2 separate regions of the Homo sapiens genome follow, and region 1 is linked to region 2. The links are chromatin loops, found by intact Hi-C in ENCODE. Cell type or tissue: heart right ventricle. All regions are shown on one strand.

Region 1 (2,500 bases), 88 kb after region 2:
TACAGATGAGGAAACTGAAGCACAGGGAGGGTAACAGACCCGCTCAGGGTCACACCGCCATGAAGCGGTGCACCTGGGAGTGGACCGAGATTGTGTGACCCAGAGAACCGGCTCTCCGCGCTCAGCTGGAGCAAGCGCACCGGCCTACGGATGTGTGACTCTCCTCACAGCCCGAGCGGCCGGGCTTCACGGTATGCACAGGAGTGCGCAGGTGGCCCCGGAGGCGCTCGCTGCCAAGACTCCCCACCCCCACCCAGCCCAGCCAGGCCCGCCCACCCGCTATCTGCCGTCCTCTCATCAGGAAGGTGGGTTTCCTGCTTCCTCCGCGGACGCCGCCTGGGCAGCGCTTGGTAATAGATGACTTCCTCCTCCGCCGCACCCTCCCGCCTCCCTGCCCACCTCTCCAGCCACCCCCGCCCTCCCCTGAGCCCCTGACCCTGTACCCCAGCTCACCAGCTCCACCTGGGGCCCCAGGCCTTCCAGAATCCGATGTGCAGCTTCAGCCTTCTTCTGCAGGGTGATGGCGAAGAGGAGGAATTTTTTTAAAAAACAAAAAAACACAGATTATAAATAGAGGCTTCCCGGAGCAGCGGGCACCTGCCCAGCCCAGTCCAGCATGCTGATCCTCAGCACGGGGGAGGGAGGCCCGGGGCCCCCTGCAGGCCCTCCCCACGCTGGAAAAAAACACAGAGGAGCCTCAATACCCCCACAGCGGCCCCAGCAAGCCAGCCAAGTTTCGATTTTAGCAAATGCGCCGGGTCCACTGAAGCCTGCTCCCCGGCAGGCGCGCAGGCCTCGCTCCCCCAGGGCCCAGCGACGTGGGCACCGCTCCCCACCAGCCCAGCCGACACTGCCAGCCCTGAGATGCCTTCCCTCACCCTGGAAGCTGGTTGGGTTGTCTACAATTACCTCAGAGCTAGTGCAGCCAGCGAGGGAAGGAGGAGGAGGAGGAGGAGGGAGGGTGAGATAGAGGCGCTCGGAGATACCCTTTCTAGGATTCTTGTGTTTCACAATCATGTGATTATTTCTGGGCTGCCCCGGGGCCTCCCCGCCTCCTCCCCACTCACAACTGGGGACTTATTAGGAAAACAGGAACATGTGGCGCAGGGCTCGGTGGCCGCTCCATCAATAGGCTGGACCTCCGGGCCCCCACCCCGGCCCTCGGTGTGAAGGCAGACATTGTGCCTCGGCCAGGCCCACCAGCCCGCAGCCTGGGACCACCAGGGTCCACTCACAGGAGGCCTGGAGGGCAGCCCAGGCCAGCCGGGTACAGGGAGGTGGGGGGCGGAGGGGCTCCTGAAGGTGGCTTCATGGGGGCTGTGGCGGAGGGCAGGGGCAGAATTTGCGTGGGTTTGGGTGCCCCCTGCACCAGGCTAAACTGCGTGTGTGCTGGCAAATGGGTGTTCACAGGCTGGCACGCGGGCGAGCCCCTGCTGTGACTCAGCTGCATTGGGGCAGCCACTCAGTATTTGGCAAGGACTAGGCGGACAGGCCGCAGAAGTCACCATCACCATACTGAAACTGTCCCCAGTGACCCCAAACCAGATTGGCCAAAAGGAGGTGACCCCAAGCCCTGGGAAATGTGGCTGCCAACAAAAATTTGACGCAGCCTTTGCCAAGATCTCCTCGCAGGGCGGAGGTGCCCAGGCTCCCGGGCTGCAGCAGAGAGAGGAGGGCGTGGCAGGCCAGCATCACTCCCCCTCCCCAGCCCCCGGAGAAAGACAGCAGGTATGTAGGTGGGCTCAAGCTGGAACCTAGAGCTGCCTCCGCCTACAGCCCAGAGCCCGGCCCACCAAGAGCAGAGCCATGCTCTTGGCCACCTTCAGGCTGAGCCAAAACCCCGAGACCTGCAGCCTCAAGGTGCGGCTGGGGGCCAGAAGAGCAGGGGAGAACTATTACAGCGATGGTCACTTCTCCAAGCACCTGCCATGAGCCAAGCGTCGGGCATACGGTGTGTTCTTAACATGTCAATTGCGCATAAGCGCCATGGGAGGTACAGGCAGGAGTAGCCCCATCTCACAGATGGTGAAACTGAGGCACAGAAACAAAACACAGGGAAGAAGCCCTTCTTATGACCTCCAGGATCCACGGACAGAGGAAGCCAAGGGCCAGGTCCCATGCAGGACCACCCCTAGGCTTGGGACTAGTATTTCCGGTGGATGGGGGCAGACATCACCCGGAGAGTCAATGTCCCAGCCACACCCTCGAAGCAGGAAAGAGTCTGCCCTGGGGTACTGAAGATGGGAGAACCCCTAAGCCAGGCCCAGTGAAGGACTGGGTATGGGGTAGCATGGGGGCAGGGCAGCTCCCAAACACTGGGACCTGGGGAGAGACATGGAATGAATGAGACCTGGCCCCTGCCTGGAATAAACCCAAACAATGGCTGTTGGTTAAGAGCAGTAACAGCAGATTAGTATGCTCAGGCAGATAAAGGTATGTGTGAAAGTGGGGCACAAGTCACTCTCCCAAAAAGGTAACAGGAGGGCTATATAGGCTGGGT
Region 2 (2,500 bases):
CCCTGACCCGTCACTTCCACCCGTGGGGCCTGCCCACCTCTCTGACCTCTCCGCCCTCTCTGCCCTGGGCTGCTCACTCCACTCTACACCCTGCTATAGGCCTCTCTGCTGTCCACTGGACATACGCTCATGCGGCCACAGGGCCTTTGCACTGGTGGTTCCCAGGGGGTCTGGCTTTCCCTCACACTAAGGCTCTCATTGCCCTCCAATGTCACCTCCCCAGAGGCCCTCCCTGCCTGACCAGCCCACTCTCCCCTGCTCCCCATGCCCCATCTGCCCATCACCCACTCATCCCGTAAACAATGGTTTCCTTCTCCATGCCCTCACTAGAATGTAAGTGCCTGGAGTCAGGGCCTTGTCTGTGCAGTTTCCAGCGCCCCCGGCGCCTGGCGCATGCTGGTGCCATCAGTCACTTGCAGAATAAAGTAACAAAGGTGAAATTGCTGTTATGATCTTCCAAAATGCCAGAGGGACAGCTGAAGGAGCTGCACTCCAGCCCCCTCTTGGGGTGACCTCTAGGGGGTGTCCCAAAGCAGATCCAAAGGAGGGCAGCTAATCTCTGAGCGCCCACTGTGGCCCGTCATTAACTGAGTTATTCTTGCAATAAGCCATCCACGCCCACCTTACAGATGAGAAAACTGAGGCTTGGGGGAGGGGACTCCCAAGGCCAGGCCCTGCCAAAAAAGCACCCAGGCACCTTCTCTGAAGAGTAAGAGAGGGGAAGGCAGGCAGGCTCGGGGTTTTGCAATTGAAGCCACTATCTCTGGTCGTCTGCCAAGAAAACACCCAGGCAGAGCCACCTCGAAGAAAGTGCCAGCGGGCCGAAGGAGAATGTGATTTTCTCTCTCCCAAAGTCACCGGGGCGGGGGGCCAGATGAGAGTCATCTTGCGTCCATCCAGGAACACAGAGCTCCCCCACTGGGGCTGCCAGGCAGGAGGGATGATACTGGGCGGGCAGCCAGGAGCAGGGGTCGCCTGGGGGGCCCGCCCGTCCCACCAGCCCTTCCCGGGAGGCCCTGGCTGCCAGGGCCTACTCTGACGCATCTCGTCCGCGTCCTCCAGCGTCCGCCCGGCCCTGCGCAGTCGTGGCCGGCAGAGGGAGGGGTGGCGGGCTGCCGGCCAGGACGAGGTCAGCAGGCTGGCCAGAGTCCAGCCTCGTTCACTGAGAGGGCAAAGCAGGCCCCAAGGGCGGGGGCCTGGGCCTAGTCGCACAGGGCGGGACAAACCAGGTGTCCTGACTCCCAGCCGAGGACTCCTGCACCCGGGGGCTGTGTGCTGGACACTGGGCAAGGGGTGGACGTACGCCAGGCCCAGCTCGGGGAGGGAGGACACGGCCCTGGGCGGGGCTGCAGGGGAGAGGACGGGAGGCTGCAAGTGCCCTGCGGGGCCTCAGGCCTAGCCTGAGTGTTCTGGGGACGGACAGGATGCAAGCTGATCCCCCGGCTCCCCAGTCCGGGGCCAGCCACATGGACCCAAAATACAGACTCTGGGAGGCAGCTTATCAATGGGGCTGCCCCATGACCTCAGCGGTCCCCCGGCGAAGGCAGAAACATGTGTTTCTATGACTCTGTCCCCACAGCCAGCAGGAGCGGGGCGGGGAGCCGTCTGCCCTGACCCCGCTATCCAGGCACAATGGCCCTGGCTGCCTGCCTCCAGGGCAGACCCAGCCACACCATGAACACTGTTTTCCAAGCTGGGACTGTCGGGCAAGAAGCTCAGGGATTTGGTGCCCTCAGAAACCCGCAGGCCAGGCCTTTGCTCATCACAGGGTCAGGGTCAGGCCGTCCACTTCTCACACGCATGGGCGCGGTTCCTGTTGGCAGTGGTTCCTGGGGACCCTGAGATTTTGTTTTGTGGAACCTATAGAGATCCGGGTGAACCTCAGTTCCTAGGGAATGTCCTAGGACTTCCCCCTTTAACATGGCCCAGGGTGAACCCCAGGGCAGAGACAAGGGCCCCGCATGACCCTGCGGGTCTGATTTTCCTCCCTCGCTTGCTCTGCCCAGGACCATTCCAAGGGACTTGGGAGGGGAGAAAACAGACCACACTGTAGTTGAAATAAAATGGCCTGCCTGCCCCACCAGAAAACAATTCCTCCAGCCATCCAGATGTGAGCAGGACGCAGTCTCCGCGGGTCTGCCCTCTGCCAACCGAGATTGGCCCTAACTTGGGTAGCCATCTTTGGTTCTGGGCTGGAGGCCTTGAGGCCCAAAGCATCTGTGCTGAAAATGGGTAAAAGGTGGCATTCTCAGGGATGTGGGGTCACCCAGGCCAGGAGCAAAGACAGAGGCCAGAAAGGAAAGAACACACCTCAGAGACATCAACACCCAAACAGGACGACACTGGGGTCCTCCAGGCCACCCCAGCTGGAGAGGAATTTGCAAGGGGAACCTCTGCACCTGTGATCCAAGGTGATCACCTGTGATCCTGAGCCCTGGACCCTTGGCTGATGGGAGATGAGCCACCAAAAACATGTTGAACCTGTGGCTTTTCCCCAACC

Evidence for each region. Peaks named below come from ENCODE experiments on the same cell type or tissue, not always from the same donor. Only the 100,000 strongest peaks of a DNase experiment are listed, where the experiment ranks them.
Region 1: it touches region 2 in a loop (2.2-fold over the local background); 7 of 110 quality-filtered maps call a loop at or near these places.

Annotation. Positions count from the first base shown.
Region 1 is chr12:124,456,653-124,459,152 of GRCh38, forward strand. NCOR2 (nuclear receptor corepressor 2) reads right to left here. Exons shown (of 49, transcript NM_006312.6): 8 at 454-510. Among named protein-coding and RNA genes, the nearest start is that of NCOR2, 110 kb to the right of the region's middle. RefSeq lists silencers at 215-344, 375-434. In heart right ventricle, no CTCF peak of the experiment used is centred here; DNase peaks (open chromatin) are centred at 989 and 1,469; H3K4me3 peaks cover 1,314 bases; H3K27ac peaks cover 2,315 bases.
Region 2 is chr12:124,368,490-124,370,989 of GRCh38, forward strand. All of the region lies in intron 22 of NCOR2 (nuclear receptor corepressor 2), which reads right to left. Among named protein-coding and RNA genes, the nearest start is that of MIR6880, 32 kb to the left of the region's middle. RefSeq lists an enhancer at 596-1,097. In heart right ventricle, CTCF peaks have their summits at 1,080 (motif pointing right) and 1,279; a DNase peak (open chromatin) is centred at 1,192; H3K27ac peaks cover 2,500 bases.